7 separate regions of the Homo sapiens genome follow, and regions 1, 3, 4, 5, 6 and 7 are each linked to region 2. Evidence: chromatin contacts called from ENCODE Hi-C or POLR2A ChIA-PET data. All regions are on one chromosome and are shown on one strand. Each heading gives the region's core, a stretch centred on a gene start or an enhancer-like site at or near the end of the contact. The rest is flanking DNA. Distances are from core to core; before and after follow the strand shown.

The links. Hi-C counts contacts between places; a loop is a spot of excess contacts on that map. ChIA-PET counts read pairs that join two places held with the same protein, here RNA polymerase II (POLR2A). Pooled maps may share reads with other maps.
Region 1: a pooled map shows a loop between it and region 2 (5-fold over the local background). The contact joins the promoter of SORT1 here to the promoter of WDR47 in region 2. A Hi-C loop is called at or near these places in 5 of 50 pooled maps. POLR2A ChIA-PET finds 5 or more read pairs at or near these places in 3 of 52 experiments (BJ, PC-9 and T-cell).
Region 3: a loop to region 2 is called in a map of naive thymus-derived CD4-positive, alpha-beta T cell, with 10 times the contacts of the local background. The contact joins the promoter of ATXN7L2 here to the promoter of WDR47 in region 2. A Hi-C loop is called at or near these places in 2 of 168 maps with a recorded cell type or tissue (naive thymus-derived CD4-positive, alpha-beta T cell and posterior cingulate gyrus), 3 of 37 single-sample maps with no recorded cell type and 13 of 50 pooled maps. POLR2A ChIA-PET finds 5 or more read pairs at or near these places in 2 of 52 experiments (BJ and CD4-positive, alpha-beta memory T cell).
Region 4: a loop to region 2 is called in a pooled map, with 9 times the contacts of the local background. The contact joins the enhancer-like site here to the promoter of WDR47 in region 2. A Hi-C loop is called at or near these places in 1 of 168 maps with a recorded cell type or tissue (gastrocnemius medialis) and 4 of 50 pooled maps. POLR2A ChIA-PET finds 5 or more read pairs at or near these places in 3 of 52 experiments (A673, H1 and OCI-LY7).
Region 5: a loop to region 2 is called in a map of B cell, with 4 times the contacts of the local background. The contact joins the promoter of EEIG2 here to the promoter of WDR47 in region 2. A Hi-C loop is called at or near these places in 1 of 168 maps with a recorded cell type or tissue (B cell) and 8 of 50 pooled maps. POLR2A ChIA-PET finds 5 or more read pairs at or near these places in 2 of 52 experiments (PC-3 and activated T-cell).
Region 6: a loop to region 2 is called in a pooled map, with 7 times the contacts of the local background. The contact joins the promoter of GNAI3 here to the promoter of WDR47 in region 2. A Hi-C loop is called at or near these places in 6 of 50 pooled maps. POLR2A ChIA-PET finds 5 or more read pairs at or near these places in 4 of 52 experiments (MCF 10A, activated CD4-positive, alpha-beta T cell, activated CD8-positive, alpha-beta memory T cell and 1 more).
Region 7: a map of B cell shows a loop between it and region 2 (25-fold over the local background). The contact joins the promoter of HENMT1 here to the promoter of WDR47 in region 2. A Hi-C loop is called at or near these places in 1 of 168 maps with a recorded cell type or tissue (B cell) and 6 of 50 pooled maps. POLR2A ChIA-PET finds 5 or more read pairs at or near these places in 5 of 52 experiments (CD4-positive, alpha-beta T cell, CD8-positive, alpha-beta T cell, activated CD4-positive, alpha-beta T cell and 2 more).

What each region holds. Positions count from the first base shown.
Region 1 is chr1:109,396,561-109,399,260 of GRCh38, forward strand. It overlaps SORT1 (sortilin 1), which reads right to left and starts at 1,358. Exons shown (of 20, transcript NM_002959.7): 1 at 1,027-1,358. The coding sequence starts at 1,332. PSMA5 (proteasome 20S subunit alpha 5) reads right to left here. Exons shown (of 9, transcript NM_002790.4): 9 at 2,482-2,700. RefSeq lists silencers at 1,135-1,234, 1,245-1,314, 1,355-1,484 and an enhancer at 1,511-2,492.
Region 2 is chr1:109,040,723-109,043,422 of GRCh38, forward strand. It overlaps WDR47 (WD repeat domain 47), which reads right to left and starts at 1,380. Exons shown (of 15, transcript NM_001142551.2): 1 at 1,140-1,380. RefSeq lists a silencer at 1,028-1,577.
Region 3 is chr1:109,482,645-109,485,344 of GRCh38, forward strand. ATXN7L2 (ataxin 7 like 2) reads left to right here and starts at 1,261. Exons shown (of 11, transcript NM_001350175.2): 1 at 1,261-1,436. The coding sequence starts at 1,310. RefSeq lists enhancers at 733-1,350, 1,351-1,970 and a silencer at 1,164-1,333.
Region 4 is chr1:108,589,923-108,592,622 of GRCh38, forward strand. All of the region lies in intron 1 of EEIG2 (EEIG family member 2), which reads left to right. Among named protein-coding and RNA genes, the nearest start is that of EEIG2, 31 kb to the left of the region's middle. Within about 2 kb of position 1,254, at least 17 of the 41 ENCODE cell types and tissues checked have a DNase peak (open chromatin) inside an H3K27ac peak, as active enhancers do; they include A673 and gastrocnemius medialis, where a contact is called at or near this core.
Region 5 is chr1:108,558,845-108,561,544 of GRCh38, forward strand. EEIG2 (EEIG family member 2) reads left to right here and starts at 1,256. Exons shown (of 11, transcript NM_001010883.3): 1 at 1,256-1,721. The coding sequence starts at 1,585. RefSeq lists a silencer at 917-1,456 and enhancers at 1,847-1,946, 2,410-2,459.
Region 6 is chr1:109,547,168-109,549,867 of GRCh38, forward strand. It overlaps GNAI3 (G protein subunit alpha i3), which reads left to right and starts at 1,448. Exons shown (of 9, transcript NM_006496.4): 1 at 1,448-1,671. The coding sequence starts at 1,554. It overlaps GPR61 (G protein-coupled receptor 61), which reads left to right. Exons shown (of 2, transcript NM_001393907.1): 2 at 1-93. RefSeq lists enhancers at 975-1,034, 1,565-1,734.
Region 7 is chr1:108,659,753-108,662,452 of GRCh38, forward strand. It overlaps HENMT1 (HEN methyltransferase 1), which reads right to left and starts at 1,341. Exons shown (of 8, transcript NM_001102592.2): 1 at 1,211-1,341; 2 at 112-210. The coding sequence starts at 132. RefSeq lists enhancers at 1,060-1,649, 1,650-2,238 and a silencer at 1,305-1,474.

The sequences.
Region 1 (2,700 bases), core at 108-2,607, 360 kb after region 2:
CAGGTAACAAGTATGGTCCAGATAACCAGGCAGTCCAAAGGGAGACTGAGGCTTGGCTGACGCTGAAAAACGGTTACAGAAGGACAAGTGCTGGCACAGAGCCTTGGCCACCCATCTCTGCCCCCAAGTGCAATTCATTTTCTTTGAAAGAGGAAAACAGGCAAGGGAGAAAATATATAGAATTGAAAATACATTATGCAAATGTGGCTAGCAAGGATTAAATTGTTAATTTTAGAGAAATAGGAGAAAGATGCCCAAGTTGTGCTGAAGCAAGGAACCAGGACTTTCTTAATAATTAGTTTTGTCAGTCCAGTAGTGTGCAAAGGTTGAGCTGCTTGTCCCCAGGGACAGAAATCCCATAATTTTGAAAGTCTTTTGACCAAGAGCTGGCTCAAAGCAGAATATGTGCAATGCGTTTCTTAACTATTGAAAATCTTGTCACCACGGGATATAGACATGCTAGTCAGACTTCCGTACCATGACAGAAGGTCAAATCTGAAGCAGTAAAAGAGATCACATAAATATTGCCATCTCATTTCCAAGCTAGTCCCCTTAACTATTAAAACACGGTGACCAGATCGCTGCTTCGGGCCTCCTGAACTCCCGCCTCTCCCACCCGGAAAGTACTGACCCAGAGAGGACACACCTTTGCTTCTGCGCAGCCCAACTTCTGCAAGCGCTCAAGAGTTAATTACTCCTTCACCTTCCTGGGGCCTAACAGCGTTACTGGGTCCTGATTATTTATACAGACGAAAAACGATGTTCAAGAGATTTTGACAACTTAAAAAAAAAAAAAAGAATGCGGTGGAAGTCTAAGATTGCCTCCCCTATGACAAAACACAGCCCCGCCGGCCGCCCGGGCCCGACTCCGCCCGCCCGCCCGCCGCAGTTTCGGGGCTGCGGCCCGGGGGACGCGGGCGCGGCAGGGCTGGGGTCTCCTCCGGGAGTCGCGGGGCGCACGGGCCGGGAGGGGCACGCGGGCGGCACCTCGCACCCGAGCGGCTCCCGGGCCCGGCGCCCGCTCACCTGGTGCGTGTTGTTGGCCAGCTTGGCGACGAAGTCCCGGACCCGGCCGCACTCCTCGTCCTCGCCCGGCGCGCTGCGACGCCAACGGCCGCCGCGGGGAAACGCGCCCCCGGCTGCGGCCGCCCGCAGCCCCCAGCTCACCCCGATGGGGCCAGACCAGCGCGGCAGCGGCGCAGCGGGCGGCGGCGGCGCGTCCAGCCGGTCCTGGCTGAGGGTCGACGGCGGCAGCAGCTGCAGGAGGAGGAGGAGGCCGAGGCCATGGGGCCAGCGCGAGAGGCCGTCCGCAGCTCCCCAGGGCCGCTCCATCGCCGCCGAATGCCGCCGACGCCGACACCTGCCGCCCGGCGCGCCCGCCCACCCCCGCCGGCGCGCGCCACACCCCCGAGCCGAGCGCGGCGCTCCTTGGATACGCGCGGCCGGGCCTCTCCGCCCCATAGGCTGGCCGCCTGTCCCTCTTCCCCGGCCCACTCCTCATTGGCTCGCGTCGCCTCCGGCTTCGGGGGTCCTGGATTCGGATGCTAAGATGCGGGACTGATTGGCTGGAACGGGGCAGAGACTGCTGAGGTCAACCCCGCCTCGCCCGGCGTCTCCCGGGCCCGGCTTGTGGAGTTCACGTAGGAGCTTCTCATACCTTCCCGCCGAGCCCCGGGCTCCTGGCGTCGCGACCCCTTGCCGCACCTCTAGCGCCCTCAAGTTGGGGCTGGGTTACGTCCCTCCTGTTCCCCAGAGACACTCCTAAAATTCCTTCGGTGAGGCAGAGCCTGGAAAAACCTACCCAGGAAATCCCTGAGCTTGCTCAGCTGGAAAAGGGGGCTCCATCATGAACCGGGGCTTCGGGTTTTTATAAACCCCGCTCACTGGAGCGCCCATTGTCTGCTAAGCAGCTGCCTTGCTGCAAGAAGGTGAATGCGAACTGATGTGGGCCACATCCTACGGAGACAGACATCAGGACATCCGTGACTCCTGCAAGCCTGAAGAATAGTCTTTCCATACGTTTGGCCTCTCTCACCTTCCTCTTCTGAGGGGAGGTAGGCCAAAGGCGGAATTACTTACAGGTTTTCCAGGACTTCGAATGTAGCTTAGGCATTAGGGGCAGGTAAAAGAGGGGCAAGAGAATGATCCAATGCCTACTGTACACATGATCATTTCCTAGATGCACATTTATTTTACCAAAGTGCCTTAACTCTGCAGTGAGAGCTTCGGACAAGTTTGGTTCCAGTATGTGATGTCCTCTAAATTAGCACCCCGATCCACCTCTAATGAATAAAATAAAACCCCTACGCTGTTCCCTTTACCGCAGAAGCTGCACACACAACTTCTACAACACGTAGCACAGGTAAAACCAGTTCTGAATCCTTAAGCTTACTGACTCCATCCCTTCAGAAAGCTAGAAATTGTTCAGTAGAAAAGGTAGCAAATAGAAAGATACAAAATATGCAAGTCATTACACTCAAAGCAAGTAAAGATTACTTTTAATTATAAACTGGCCATAAACCCAAATGAGGATATAGTCATTGTAGAGCAAAATGATACAATGCACCCAACCCGATATTTACATTAAAATATTTCCAGTCACATTAACTTTCAAACAAAAAGACTTAACGAATTTACAAATTTTTCCAAGACGTGAGAAGTGAAAAATGTTTTTGAATGCCATCTGAGCAGGATAGTAAA
Region 2 (2,700 bases), core at 130-2,629:
CAATATGCCATATAAAGGAAAATGGGCTCTTAGGCGTTTCTCCTTCTTAGTAAAATGCCAATGCAACATATGCCAACACTGGAGACAAAAAAATTCTACTTGAATTTACTGTGAAAAAAAGATTTATAGCATTTTTTAAACCTACATGTTCATTTCTGTGCCATTAACTTTTTGAGGCATTCTACAGAGTCTCCAACAAAGAGAGAAATAAGTATTAGGATCACAACCTACGAATCTGGGTGGAACAAAGACTTCTCCTTTCATTATGCAGAGAAAACCAAGTTGCCAAAAAAAAAAAACGGTCCCCTCAGATACCATGCACGGTTACTAACTGCACGTCTGGGTACAGAGAAGGAAAAATCATCTGGTCAAAAGCCCAAATGCCGCCCCGGCCTACCCTCGCCCCCCGCCCCCGCCCCCTTTGCCCATGGCCTCGCCCCAGAGCTAGAGTTCCAATATTTTTCTCCCCAATAAAGGGAAGCGGTTTAACCCTTTGAGTTCCACAACCTTGCGTTCTTCTACGCAGGCGCCCCTCCAGCGCAATCCCAGTTCTAAATCGAGTCGCTGCCCCTTTCCGCGACCACACCCAGATCCCCAAAGGCCTGCTCCCATCCCGACCATTGATGTGAGAAAGGCCAAAACCGGCCCCAGCGGGGCTCCCAGCCCCGCCGCTCCCTCTCTTCCTCCGGGCCAAGGCGTGCCCAGAAAGGGACGCGAGCGCGCCCCTCAGTTCTCGCACGGGCTCGACCAAGGGGCGAGGAAGGAAGAATCGGCGCAGCGGCGAGATGGGCACGAACCTCGCGCTCACTTGCTGCTCAGTGCCAGGGCGAGGGGCGTCGCTCTGCCCCCAGAATCCAACTGGTAATGTGGGAAAGGTGTGGTCCAGGACCGGTGACCTCGAACCGGGGCCCAGCAGTTCGCAGATCCTCACCCCGCGATGCTGGGGCCTCACCCACGACCCCAGCCCCCTCCCAGTCGGCACCCAAGCCCACTAAAGACCCCTCTCCGGGGCCGCAAACACAGTCCTCGGGGCCGCCCGGTCGGAGCCGTGTCAGGTGGTGACAGGAGGCGACGGGTGACCATGGCAACCCGAGGTGTGCAGCGGACCGACCCAGCCTCCGACTCCCGGAGTCACCCACCTGAGGGCTCCAGGGCAAGCCCGGAGGAGCGGCGGAGGAGAACGCGGCTGGGAGGCCGGCGGCCAGGGCCCCGAAGCGGCCGGCTCCGGGCTGCGGCAGGAGCACGACGGCGGCGGTCTGGGTTTGGCGTCGGTCCTCCCTCCTACCGCCCGCGCGTCAATCCATCAGTTCGTCAATCCGTCCTTCTCACGTCCGCCCCTCCCGGCCCAGCGACTCCTCAGCTCAGCCTCTTGCAGACTGCGGTTGTCAAGTGCCGGGGAGCCGAGCTCTACCCGCGAGCGGCAGCCAATCGCCGCGCTTCCCCGAGGCGCCTCAGGACCCCGCCGCGCGGGGCGGCCAGGCAGGTGCCTGAGCCGAAGGGCGAGTCGGCGGGGCGGGGCGGGGCGGGGAGGGGCGTGGAGGGGCGGGCCCAAAGCTGGGGCGGGGAGGGGCGGGGCGGACCAAAGCCTGGGCGGGGCGGACCAAAGCCTGGGCGGGGCGGGCGGGGGTCGGGCTTGGAGGGACCGGCTAGGGGCCCGGGGGAGTAGCAGAACGGGTGCGGCAATAGCGTGAGACTGGTGGCAGGGACGTAGACCCTTAGCTGGCCGGTGACCCCATGTCCCAAAATAGCACGAACAGGATTGTCGCCTGCAAATGGAGAAGACTGCGCATTAGGATTGACTCTTCATACTCCTCCCCGATAATTAATAAAGGTTAATGAAATTAATGTTGCCTTCTACCCTTCTTTCGCTGCTTTCCTAGGTCCCACTTCGTCCCAGAAAACTCCAGTAGTTTGTTTGTCCCCTTCCTGGTTTCTCATTTTGCAAAGCTGATCTGCCTTGAAAGCATTTTTCAGTTACTTAACATTTAATATGTTCAGGTTTTGTCTACTCCTGTTGGTTGTAAGCCCCTTATTCCACAAATATACGTGATGTTCAACCGAGCTTAATTAAGCATCCAGGAAGTATAACCATAAGGAAGAATACAATTACACAAACCTGTAAGAACATCATTCTCGGCCAGGCGCGGTGGCTCACGCCTGCAATTCCAGCACTTTAGGAGGCCGAGGCGGGCGGATCACCTGAGGTCAGGAGTTTGAGACCAGCCTGGCCAACATGGTGAAACCCCGTCTCTACTAAAAATACAAAAATTAGCCGGGTGTGCTGGCAAGCCTCCTGTAATCACAGCTACTTGGTAGGCTGAGGCAGGAGAATCGCTTCAACCTGGGAGACGGAGGTTGCAGTGAGCCGAGATCATGCCACTGCACTCCGGCCTGGGTGACAGAGCGAGAGACTCCGTCTCACAGAAAAAAGAACATCATCCTCACAGAGGCGAAAGTCCAGAGTGAGCTGGACCTCCCAAAAGGGGAAAATGGGGTAACAGTCTGGTAAAGAGAATAAACATCAAAAATATTTCTGGCACTCCCATGCTTATTGCAGTACTATTCACAATAGCCAAAATATAGAATCAACCTATGTCAATCAACAGACAAATGGATAAAGAAAATGTGGTACATATACACAATGCAATCTTTTTTTTTTTTTTTTTTTTTTGAGACGGAGTCTCGCTCTGTCGCCCAGGC
Region 3 (2,700 bases), core at 11-2,510, 440 kb after region 2:
CCCTAGGGATCATCTGTGGGTCTCAGGTTGAGATTCCCTGCCCTCAGAGATTATTCTTGAAGTACTTACACCTTCCCTGGATGAAAAGGAGAAGAAAATCTGAGGTCTTGCTCCCCAACTTGTTTTCCCCTTAGCTAAAGGGTCAAGCGTCGGGGGTGAGGTGTGAGAGGTTGAGGAGGAAAAAGGATTAGTATTACTTTTTTAATGCGATGGCGGCGGGGGGGGGGCGGGAAATGGAGTAGGCAGACTTTTGTCTGATTGTGTGAGGGTGGGAAGAAATGTTATCAGCTGAGAAGATGAAAGAAATGGATGATTAAGGTACTTTCCAGACCTTAGCAAGGAAGATGACAGCTCTGATGAGAAATCTCCCTATGCCGAGGCTTCAGAAGCAGCCCTTCCAGCAGAGAAAGTATTCATTAGAAAAAGAAGGCAAAGTGATGGATGGAGTCAGGGTCCAGCCAGGGTTTGGGAAGAGGCTGTACAGGGTATCGATCGCAGTTCTCAAGAGAAGAGAGACAGATCAGCAGAGATGCTGCAAACACCAGCTGCCTCGGGGCCACCCCAGTTCTGGGGCTGGCTCTGGCTCGGAGACAGCCTTCTGTCATCCTGTCATCATGACAGGTGATCTTGGTCAGCTTGGCCAGGTCCTCTCAAATCCAGACAACGCCACGCCAACCCTCTGCTCTGCATCAGGGCAGCGTGGGTTTCCCACAGAGGAGGCACGACACGGGAGCCGAGGCCCTCCCCCACACCACCCCTGTGTCCTTCAGCACCTCCTACAGACTCCCTCCCCTTGCCCTTCTGATTCACAGCGCCCACCTCCCTGCACCTACCCTATTCGATCTACAGGGGAGCGGAGTCGCTTCGTGGCCGCCAGCCCGGGAAGGGGCGCCAGCCAGCTGGCGGACGCACGGCTTAGAGGGGCGTCTGGGCAGAGAGGTTTGGGGCTGGGGAGAGATGCAGTGAGCTTGGGAGAGTGGACTGGTAGCACAAATAATGTGTGCATAAGGGTTAGAAGAGGAGGTCCTGGAGCTTTGGTCTTCTCTTTTCCCCCTGCAATTGTGCATTTCGGAGGGACTCTTGCTGCAAGCTCGGTAGGCAATAGCATCCGCTCCAAGACTACACTTCCCAGAAGGCTGTGAGTGGGTGGGGGGGGGGGGGGCGCGGGGAACAGGCAACCTGTGTTGCGCTTGCGCAAAGACTGCGCTGGAAAGGCAGGTGGGGAGGAGGGGAGGCGTGCCCGCGACGGGGCGAGGGGGAGGGGGCCGCGCGGCGGCGGCGCCAGGGCGGGCGCGCGTCCGCGGCGGTGATGGCGGTGCGTGAACGCGCGGCGGCAGCAATGGCCGCTCTGGAGCGGCGGGTGCCGAGTCTCGATGACTTCGCGGGACAGAGCTGGAGCTCGTGGGTGGAGCGGGCCGACCTGCCCGCGGCTGACGGTGAGTAAAGCCACCCTAAAGTCCGGGGACCCCATCACTATCTCCCCTCCCCCCTTCCGGGCCCCCGCCAGCTGAGGGGAGCCGCCGACTGGAGCCGCCGTCCGGCTCCCCGGCCCCCCAAACAAAGGACCCGCCGGGTCCTAGTGCCCGCCCGCTCCGTCACCTTCGCGCCTCCGGGTCCTAGCGCCTGCTCACCGCTCGCAGCCCACCCTGCCAACCTCTGCCTCTGCCAGTCGCTAATACCTGCCCCCATATAGGCTTGCCTTTATCTTTCTCCTTGCCTGCTGCCCCTCAGCTCGCGACCCTCCTGCACCTGCCTCCAGCTTTCCCTGTCCGCAACAGTCCTCCACGTGTTTCCCACGCACCCCACTTCTGTGCCCCCTTCCTCACCCCCCTTGTTCCTTCGCCTTTTGCCCCACACCTCCTGCTCCTTTTCGGCATTTGCCTGCAGCTGCAGTGCTTTTAGACCCCCGCCCTCTCCGCGTTAGTTCGTCCGTCCATCCATCTATCCTCCCTCCCTCCATCCTTCGGTCCATCCATCCATGCCTCCAACCCACTGTCCTTTCCCAGGCCTCTTGCCCTGCCTCTTGGCTCTCTGCTCTTACTCTCACCTTCTCTAGGCCCCTGAGTGCCTTAGTGAGCGGGCCTACAGCCCCTTCTTCTGATCTTTGTCTTCTGGGCCCCAGGGAGCACCTGGCCTCGTGGCCTTTCGGGGTGACAGCAGGCATCACGCCCCTGAAGAAGTTTGCAAGTGAGAAGAGGTGGAGGAGGAGACTGCACGGAGGGGTCTCTAATGACACTTGTTCTCCTCTGAGACATCCGACTCCCAGTTTCGTTCTATCCATCATTCCCCGCACTTGCATTTAACGGACTTAGAGTGGGAGCTGCCCCTTGTCTCTTGCGTGCCTAACCCACGACCCCTCATAATCTGGATATTATATAAGATTGTCAACAATCTTCTCATCCTAGAAAGGAGCATATCTGTTAATGGGCATCAGAGAGCAGACCTAAGTGGGAGCCCAGGCCACCCTGGGGCTGCCCCATGCTGGGTGGGCAAAGATGGGGCCATTGTCAGGGTCTGGGTGCATTGAGAACCGGAAATGGAGTCAGACGGGTTTGGTGACTCAGAATTGATTTTTTTTTTCCCAAGGGACAGGGAGGGGGCGTAGAGGAGGGAGGGGGGAGGAGAGAGGTAGGGGGATGGGGAAAAAGCTGCTTTGCACAGCTAAGATGTTTTTGTCATTAACCCAGAAACTGAGGTACA
Region 4 (2,700 bases), core at 4-2,503, 450 kb before region 2:
TAGGATTATAGGTTTGAGCCATCATGTGCAGCCTGTCATTTACATTTGTATTTTCAGCCCTGACCACCTTTGAGTTCTAGGTCTGTGTATCTGTCTGCCTCCTAGACATTTCCAAATAGGGAACCCACAGGCTCCTCAACCTCAAAATATCCAAAACTGGATTATCATTTCCCTCACTCCCTAATCCCACTAGCAAAATGAGTGAGTGAATAAATAAGAAATAAATAAAACAAAATCTTCTTGTGTCCAATTCTTTTCACCCATTTACCCAAGCCAAAAATATCTCTGATGTATGAGATGTTCATTTATCCTTAGTGTTGTGTCACAATTTTGTAGATCTGACTTATCCTTGGAGTATTAAAATACTTATTTTTGCCTCTGTTCCCACAGGTTTCTTTTTTCTCAAGAGTCTGTATCTTTTAAGAAGTAGAAATCTTCATTAATATTGAAAAAAATCTTTCCTTATAAATTTGACCATTATTTCACTCTGGTGGGCAAATTGAGGTGGACTATATACATCCTTGATAATAACTTGTAACATTTATTATTGAGATACACTGTAAGCCAGGCACTGTTCTGAACTCTTGTGTGTAATAATTCATTTGGTTTCCCCAAATTCCCATGAGTTGTAGGTATTGTTACATCCTGTTTCACAGAGGAGGAAATGCAGAATGCAGAGAGGTTAGGAACGTGTCCAGCGTGACAGTTGGCAGGGAGCAGAGGCAGGATTTGAACACAAGCAGCCTGGCTCTGGATCCTTTAAGCTCTTAACCTCTATGCAATACTATCTGGCAAACAGTTTGCATTCTTCATAGCAGTTTCTTATCACTGTTTTTTAAAAAGTTAAAAATATACTGAATTACCAAGACATGGCATAATTTTAAATGTGTACCTAGGGTATACCTATGCAAGTTATTCGAGAATAAGTAATGCATTTTGCTGGTACAGTAGTCACAAAAAAATGGATCCATAATTTTCCTTTTATTTTACTTTTATTTTTTAAAGACTTTCTAGATTTTCTTTGACTCGTTTGAAACACAAGGCCATAGCAACATTTCTTCTGAGTCCTCTGCTTATTTTATGTCAGCAGCTGTATCACTTTATCTTAGAAATACTTGGGTTTTCACAGTATCAACACAAATCATATTCTGTTGCTTTGTTTCTGGAAAGTGGTTAAGCAACTGTATAAAAGTCATAGGAAATTAATGACTCACATAACGGAAACCATTTACTAATGTGACTTTTGTCTCAGATGCCAAGTAGTCTGAGTTTGTTTCCATGGTAACCCATCAGTATAACAAATGGTCGCAAACTAACTTTGCTACTTTTTTGGTTGTTTGTTTCATTTGGACAGCTTTCTGATAGCTGTGTGTGTGCGTGTGTGTACACATTAAAGATTATCACACACAAAAAAAATCTGAGTAATTGCCTTAGTTGCACAAACAAAACCTTTTTTTAGAGAGATTGTTTGAGAATCCAAGGCTATTTTGATGTTACAAAACGATAAAGATTACTTAACATATCTTTCTACTTCAGTTCCTATTAAGAAAGGGCACACAGTCATCAATTTTTAAGCCCATACATTTAAAAAATTCATTTATAATATTTGTTTATTTGAAATGTATCAATCATAGGAGACTCTGCCAGAAACAAGGCAGAGAGAACGGGAAATGAGGACACTGTCTTGGGAGACTGAAGACTGAGTGAATGATGGAAGAAGTGGAGGCAGCCAGCTCTTTCCTGCCCCTCCCTGGGGGACAGTGCTCTAGGGTAGGGAAAAGAGGACACTGAGAAGGGAACCAAGGCAGGCCTGGTCATATGGGACACCGAGTTGCAGAGAGATTTCTAGAGGAGGTAATGACAAAACTAGATGCGTTAGAATTAAACTGGTGAGTGCGGGAAGTTGAAAGGAGAGTGGATGGAATAGAAGGGAAAGAAAAAATCATGAACAAAGGCATGCAAATGAGAAATAGTGTGAAGTAAATGGGAATGACAAACAATATAAGACAGAAAGAAAGGGTCAAGAGATAAGACTAAAGACAGACAGGGGCTTAATCATAAAGAGGCCCCATTAAGGAGGTTGAACCTAATCCTATAAGAGGAAGCAGTGAAGGATTTTAAACAGAAATGACATTATCAAGTTTGTATTTTAAAAAGAGTTCTCTGGTAGCAATGAGGAAGATAGATCTGAGCGGGGACCATTAAGGAGGCTGTTGCCATGCTTCAGGGAAGAGATATTGAGAGTCTGAATTGTGGTGGTGCTAGACACAGGAAAGGGCTTGATTTACAAATAGGAAGTAACACAGGCAAGAATTGGTAGCTGGAACCAGTCATTTGTGGCCCATGCCTGACTTCAGTTATTCATTTGGTCAACAAATCTTTATTGTTTCCTGTGTTTGGCAAATGATTAGTGTTATGCTGTACTCTTTCCCACCTTCATCATTTCTGGATTTCTTCTCCATTAAGGATTCTTTGTTTGCACATCATGAGGTAATTAATAGACAACTGCACTTCGCATGGCTCTAGTTCATCCCAACCTGATCTCTTGTCTTGGCTTATTTGACTTTCTTACTCACATAAGAACCTGTTTCAGAGTCCTAGCACATTTGTCAGTCTACTACTTGGGAGGCAGTATCTATGTGTTCGGATAGGGGCTTATTGCCCAGGAAGTGAATCAGAGCTTATTTGTGTCTTCATTGG
Region 5 (2,700 bases), core at 6-2,505, 480 kb before region 2:
TTGTCCCAAATCATTTTCATCCTTTGAAATTCAGAAAACTGATTAACTTCAATTAATTGCTTCTCTGAGTTCTACATAGCTTGGTGCTAGGTTGTGTTTTTTTAATGACCTGTCTAAACATGTCTTCCTCACTAGATTGTAAAATTCTTGAGGGCAGTTATTGGCTTTTGGTTATGGGGTCTAGCCGATGATTGACATTTTAAGCAATTTTTTTATATGAATGAATGAGTAAACGAGTAAACTGAGAAAGAAAATATTTTCAATTAAACCCTTTCAGAATTACTGTGGCAGAATCTGAGTGAAAATGACAATAACTCAGTTTAAAAACATGAACATCACGTAACCAACTTTGTAACATTCATTGTAACAATACATGCATGATTACAGAAGGCAGGTAATTGTTATTCCCCTAGGGAGATTTTTTTTTAAGCCTGCTCTGAAGATTTTGTTTTGTTTTTAAGACAGGGGCTTGTTCTGTTGCCCAGGCTAGAGTGCAGTGGCGCGATCTCCGATCATTGCAAGCTCCGCTTCCCCGGCTCAGGCTAACCTCCCTCCTCAGCCTCCCGAGTAGCTGGGATTACAGCGTAGCCATGCCAGACTGCCTGCAGAATTTGATTTTAAGCATTTCAGTTCTCAGTATAGACAGACAAATTTTTAAAGGGAGGGTATTATTTTAACTGCTTCTTTGCTCTTTTATCTTTTGTCCTGGGTGACAGGAACTAGATAAGCTATACCCCAGAGAAAGCGCCTGCAGCAGTACGGTGCCTGGGCCCTTGATAGTCCCTCAGCACATCATTTTCCTTTTTCCTACCTTATCTTCCTTTTATATTTGAAGGCTCGTGAATTTAGAGTACCTAACGGAAATTTTAGTTTTAGGATTTCAATTTGACCAAAACAACGCTGAGATTTTAATTGCCTCTATTAACCCATGGCTCTCAAACCCAAAGGAAAGAAACCACTGGAGGGGGTGGGGGAGAAAGGAGGCGGTGCAAAAACTGAAAAGAAAGGCGGAGAGGAAGCGGTAGAAGGAAGCTTTCTCTGTCGGGTTTGTCTTTTTTTAACCCCAGAAAGGCGTGACGTGCTAACTGCCGTCGCGGGTTAGAGTCCGCGGCCAAGCCCGCGCCCGCCCACAAAGTCCCCGCCCTCCCTCCGGCTTCCGCCCCGCCGTGCGCTGCAGGCCGCGGCCGCTGGGGGCGCCCCCGACCCCCGAGGCGCTGAGGCGGCGGTTCCTCGAGCCTCGCCTCTCCCGACTCCCAGACGGGCGGCAGCGGCGGCGGAGGCGGCGGCGGCGGCGGCGGCGAGCTGAGCACCAAAAGGGCGCTCACCTCCCCGGGCGAGCTGCAGCACGACCGCTCCCCGCGGGCGGTCGGGGTCCGCGCCGCAGCTGCCGCCGCGTTCCGGCCCAGGCTGCCGCGAGAGGCGGCGGCAGCGGCCCCGGCCGCGGCCGGCCTGCGGCGCCCCCCGGCCGCGCCCCCGCGCACAGCTCGCGGCCCCGGCCATGGGGCTGGGCTGATCCGGGGCTCGGCCAAGCTGAGGCGGCGGCGCCCGGCCGTGCGCCCAGCTTGCAGGCGCCTGGCTCTCACGATGATGAAGAAGAAGAAGTTTAAGTTTAAGGTGGACTTCGAGCTCGAGGAGCTCTCCTCAGTGCCCTTCGTCAATGGGGTCCTCTTCTGCAAGATGCGGCTGCTGGACGGCGGCAGCTTCACCGCCGAGTCCTCCAGGTAACTCGCCTCCCGCGCCGCCTCGCCCCTTTCTGCTTGGCCAGGGCTTGTTGGATGGGCAGCATCTCTCCTTGGCCCATTTGCTCGCCTTTCCCTAGGGACCGCTCTAAAATCAGTCGAATTTATTGATCTGCAAAGTGCTTTGCAAATGGGTTCTTCTCAGCTGGCCTTGGTTCCTGCGCTCCTGACTCCAGATGGTGCCTGGTATCTGCTCTTCCCTCCCAAATCCTCTAGGAATGGGAGCAATGGCCAGAGAGGGAGGATGCTTCTGTTTTCTCTTAAGACATTTCCATATTTGTGAAATGCAAAGTAGAACTTGAGCTGTTAAAAACTAAAATAACCCAAACTGCAGGAGTTCCAAGAGCCCAGCTCTGAACAGAAACCTGTGCTTAGCACAATTCCTTCTCCCTTGTAGATTACAAGGGGACTTGGCCACCCACTCTGAGGCTGGGGTAGGCCTGGCCAGGCTTGACTTGAGTCAAGTGCTCCTGGCAGACGAGACAACGGTCTGTGCCTCATCAGAGAGCGGCGTCTCCAGTTAGGCGCTAATGCTGGATGAATTAGTCTTGAAGTGGCCACTAGTAGGTCTCCTTGTGGGAGGGCTTAGAGCCAGATGGGGAGCCCAGGCCCTGCCCTCATTTTAAAATGAGCCCCTGGGCACTCCCAGAGAGAGGCATTAGCAGGTTACAGAATGAAGCTATTAAATAATAGGTGTGGCATTAATAATAGGTGTGGCAGTGTTTCTTGAGTAATTTCAGAGCTACTCACAGGTTGACAGATGTACCCTAAGGTGCTTTCTTTAAAATATATACATAGAGAGAGAAAACAATTTTTTAAATGAACTTTTGAGTTCCTGAGATCAAGAAGGGTTAAAAGTTAATGTTATTTTGCCCATATATACTGGTCTTAGGCTTTATTTCTGCCCTAAAAATATTCTACTTAAAAAAAATTCCGTCATCCCATTTATAGTATAAAGGAA
Region 6 (2,700 bases), core at 198-2,697, 510 kb after region 2:
TCACAGGGTTGTTGTGAGGATTAAGAGATGGGATGTGGGAGCACCTAGCCGTATCTGGCAAATAGGTACTCAATAAATACTGGTTTTACTTCCCTTTCCTCTTGCCCTTTTTCCCCAAAAGTATTGATAATGGAAAAGCAGTCCCTTTCATTCTTAACAGTCATTTGGGAATGACTGGGGGACTTTTCAAACCTTGAAGAATTGGCATTGCTAAGAGTTAAGGTGGACGAGGCTTTTTAAGGTGGCTCTAATCCTCTAATTAAATCCTTCTAATTAATGAATCATCACTATATAAACCTCTCTGTTGGGACCTTACTTTCTCAAGTTCAGATTCTATTAGAGAAATAAATTTACAATCACAGGGAAAGGTTTTAGGGACTGAGTTCCCTTCGCTAGAACGTATAGTAATTGTGGGCTTATTTGCCTGAAAAGTTGATTTAGGACTACCTTCACGCAGTATCCAGGGTTATTAGTGAAAGATGCTATCTGCCTGGGACTTTCACAGTGGACTTAAGTTTCAGGTGATACTAGGGCTGAGAGGCAAATTTTACTAGAACCTCTCCTTTTGCATGTTATCGCAACAGGAAATTTTAGTAGGAGATTCACAGGATGCACTGGTTTGTTTCGGGGTGTGGAATTGAAGTTGACTTATCTTGGTTTTAGTTCTAAGACCCTAAGGTAGGAAGATCTGAATTATACTGGAGAGAAGGGCAGCATGGAAATTTTATGGAGGAACTACAGGCTTACCTTTCAGGTTATCGAGTATCTGCTAGCGATTTCAAGTGGCCTTTTGCCAATATAGGAGTTAAGCAAATCTCAAGCCCACAGAAATACGTGAATAGCAAAAGGACCAGGGGACATTTTGAGAGGAGTCAGTGGGCCAGAGACGGCAAAAAGTTATTGCTGAGGTCCTAAGCACAGTCGGTGTTACGATCTCAGATGTGAGACGTGAACGGCGCCCAGGCCGGATAGCTTGTTCCCATTCCATTGATCTGAGATAACCCCAACGGAGGCAGTGTCCCATACTTGGGTAGGGGTCCCGAGTCTCCACAGCCAGAGATCAAAGGAGTTTTCTGGCAGGCGAGAAATTACCAGCAGATATTCCCGCGCGGGATGTAGGCTTTAATTTAGAAATCTCCGCCCCAAAACTGGCATCTTGAACGCGGGAGGGCATTATGAGTTAGAGGCCCCGGTTTTTCTCCATTTATCCAAATCAGGTAGCCGAAAGGTAAATGAGGCTTCAAGTTGGGCGGCGGGCAGCGAACTTGACAGAACCTCGAAACTCTGCAGATCCGCCGCCCAACCCAGCCGCCAGCTCCCCGTGACTTCCGCTTTCGGTCTCAACTCCTCTCCCTGAGGAGAGTGGTTTAAACGGTGAAGGCTGCGGGGCGTCGCCGGAAGTGTCGTAAACGTCGGATATCCGGTTCTTCTGGGCGCTAAGGGAGCTGACGGAGAGGGCCACCGCCCAGCAATAGACGGTGCCTCAGCCTGCCGAGCCGCAGTTTCCGTGGTGTGAGTGAGTCCGGGCCCGTGTCCCCTCTCCCGCCGCCGCCATGGGCTGCACGTTGAGCGCCGAAGACAAGGCGGCAGTGGAGCGAAGCAAGATGATCGACCGCAACTTACGGGAGGACGGGGAAAAAGCGGCCAAAGAAGTGAAGCTGCTGCTACTCGGTGAGGGGCTGGAGGCGGGGACTGAGTGGTGGTCGGGAGAGCCTAGGCGCTTGGAAGGCCTGAACGGGGTCTGGTCGGGCCGACGGAAAGGACCCTAAAGGGATCTGGAGGGCGTGCCGGGCGTGGGGCGGGGTGTTGGGGTTCCTAGCTGAGGCCCCAGAGGGCGTGATGAGGGGGGTGGGGTTTTGGGGTTGCGGGAATTAGGCTGTAGAGGGTGTGACTCCGGGCTAGAATTGCGTTTAGCAGAGAGACTTGGGAGTATGGGCCGGTAGATGTTGAGGGAGTAGGAATATGGGAAAAGCTCATAAAGGAAGAGTTGATACTAGGAAGGTTTTACGTTGGGTTGGAGCGTGTTGGTAACGAGAACGGCATAGAGTATATGTTGGGCTTGTATAATGGTTTGTGAGTTTGGAGCGTCGTGGTTCTTTGGCAGGATAAAGCTAGCAGGCTTGAATGGATGGTACAGAGACTGGAACAGAATGGTCACATAAGGACGTTGACATTTGTTAGTAAGAGAGCCATTTGAACTGTTGGAAGAACCCTGGATTATCCAGGAACATGAAGATAGGTAGGTGAGATAAATGACAAGTTATCAGGTATAAAGGAAAAGAGCTTGGGTGCAGAGGCCATCTCTACTTTTCCACCGTTTCCTATCATTTTTATTTTCAAAGTTTTATAACGTCTTCTTCTGTTTTTACAAAAGGATGGGAAATGGTGTGAGCTGAAGAAATTTAAAGAATGATTTCTTTGAGGTTTGTAGCAGAAGATCTAGTGAACAAGAGATTACACATTGGAGGATGCTGAATAGTTGCTATAGATGATGTGTAGTTGGAATAGTTACCTTAGGATAAGTTACAGAGTTGGACATATTCACTGTAAAGACTATGGTAGACTTCTGGTGGCTGTTTTATCCTTTTTGGCCTCTTCAAAGCAAAACCATTGACTTCAGGAATTACTGTTTATGTTATTTGATAGTCGTTTTAATTGGCTTTTTTTAAACACAGTCGGATGTATTTTACTCAACATGAG
Region 7 (2,700 bases), core at 91-2,590, 380 kb before region 2:
CCGGGAAATGCTAGGACCTAAATGTGATCAATTTTGTTTGCAATTATCTCACAATACATCCAGGTGATAATTCTTAAGAGTCAAAGACGCAGCTAAGAAGGGTGGCATTACCTGTAGATTATTTTCTTCCATTTTGTTTCGAAGTTTTGTTGAAACAAAAATGAAGATTTATCCTTCAAGCTCTATTTGAGAGAATCAGCACTGACTCAGCTGTAATAAATACAAAACCGTTTTTGTAAAGCGATACCTGAAAGAAATAGCTGCCTAGTTCAGAAGGGAAGAACGAAAGCCTCTTTCTTACTCCTTACTACAGTATATAATTTAAATAGAACGCTTAAAAGTAAATAATGAATTCACCTCTGAGTACTCAAAAAAAAAAAAAAAAACACGAAAGCAGGACTCGAACAGATATTTATACACCGAAGTTCATAGCATTATTCACAATAGCCAATCTGTGGATTAAATGTGGACTACCATTTAATCCACAGAATGTATCCAGTATTTTTTCAGACATTCGCAAACAGGCTCAGAAAGCGTAACTTTTCACTACGTCAAACCCTACTAAGAGCGAAAACAGCCATCCTTTCCCTTTACTATCATGAATAGTTCAACTAGATACAAACGGAGCAATCTTAGGAGTTCTGCCCATTTCATTGCTAAGACCCTCAACTTCAAATTTTTTCAAAAATTTTTCCACACATCGTCAAAATGAAATTTCGAGGGGGAAAAAAAGTGTCCTTGATAAACTAGAGATGCTCCAACATCTATTCAATTCACTCACGAACTTGAATTTAAATTTTAGTTCTCTATTGCACATGTGTCTCCAACAACTAGACTTTAATCTGGAATCTAGGCAACATGTTAGTCACCAACTTGTATTAAGAAACCCTGGCCGGGCGCGGTGGCTCACGCCTGTAATCCCAGCACTTTGGGAGGCCGAGGCGGGCGGATCACGAGGTCAGGAGATCGAGACCATCCCGGCTAAAACGGTGAAACCCCGTCTCTACTAAAAATACAAAAAATTAGCCGGGCGTAGTGGCGGGCGCCTGTAGTCCCAGCTACTTGGGAGGCTGAGGCAGGAGAATGGCATGAACCCGGGAGGCGGAGCTTGCAGTGAGCCGAGATCCCGCCACTGCACTCCAGCCTGGGCGACAGAGCGAGACTCCGTCTCAAAAAAAAAAAAAGAAAAAGAAAAAGAAACCCTGCTCACTGAAACCAACGCTTCTGTCTTTGTACGGGCCGTCGCTTCCATCATCCTGCGGTAAGCAGCATGCCCAACCGAAAAAACAAAGCTCGTCGCGGAGCCGCCAGCGTCCTCAACTCAGCGCCGCCCTGACGCCCGCGCACGCACGGCCTCGCTGCGTGACGCTACCGCCGCGGCTACGCCGGCGCCCGCACCCGCGCCTCGGCCTCCCCGCGGGGCTCGCCAACCTCGTGCGCTCTCACGGTCGGCCTTGGGCCCCGGGAGCCTCATGGTGCGCCGAGCTCCGTCCCTCTAGGCTCTCAGTTCCAAGGCGTCGGTTTTGCGTCTCGTAACGGCCGCTGTGGCGCATGCCCAGAAGCCATTTTCAAGGTCCTCTTCCGAACCTTGGCGAGGACCCCTGCGCCTGCCGCGCCGTTGACCCCGCTAGCGTGCGGCTGCGACGCGGCACGGTACGGCAGCTGTTGGCGAAGGCCCCCAACTCCGAGCGCGTCCGCAGACCGCGAGCCGGAAGGCGGCTTGGGCGGCTGTTGAGTTCGTGGCGCTCCCGAGGCGTGGCAAAGGCCTAAAAACGGTCCTGGCCAGCGGAAGGCGGCAAGAGGAGCAGCAAGGCTCCACGCGAGGCGGCCGGCGGCTGGAGTCCCAGTCAGCCTCCGCTTTCATCCCAGAGCAGTCCACGGGGGCCTTAAAGGAATGTAGGCTGGGTGAAGTTGGCCCAGTGACACCTGCGTTCAGAAAAACGTTCTTTCCGCTCCCAACGCCCCCTCTCCACCGCCACCCGACCCCCGAAATAGTTTTCCCCGAGTGTTGTGGATAGAACTGTTGATCTCTTGGAAAAGTTATTGTATCCTGCCATCCTTCCCTCTGGAGACTCCACTTAATATATATAAGTACTTTCTTTCCTGTATATGATGGAAGAGTATTAGGGGGGTGAGGGGAGGGACGAAGCTGCCTTCTTTAGGGAAAAAAGATTGACTTATATTTTGAAAGATGCAAAAGCTGGTGTTTTTGCTACTGAATTAATAGCCTATTAATATGCCACAAATGATATATTGGAACTGTATTTTCAAACATTTAACGCCTGCTGTATGCAAAGCACTATGCTGACAGCTTAAGGGTACCACAATGATAAATTACACCAATCTTGTTTTTGGCATTTTGGGGAGTCTAGTGTCATAGGTAAAGAAGTACATAACTAACAATAAGCTTCAAAAATTCAATCATAAGGCCCGGCACCGTGGCTTCCGCCTGTAATCCCAGCACTTTGGGGGATCACTTGAGCCCCGGAGTGTGAGACCCCGTCTCTACCAAAAAAAAAAAGAAATTAGCTGGGCATGGTGGTGCCTGCCTGTGGTCCCAACTGTTTGGGAGGCTGAGGCCGGAGGATCACTTGACCCCAGGAATCTGAGCCTGCAGTGAGCTATGATTGCACCACTGCACTCCAGTCTGGGCGACAGAACCAGACCATGTCTAAAAAGAAAAAACACTCAGTGATAATT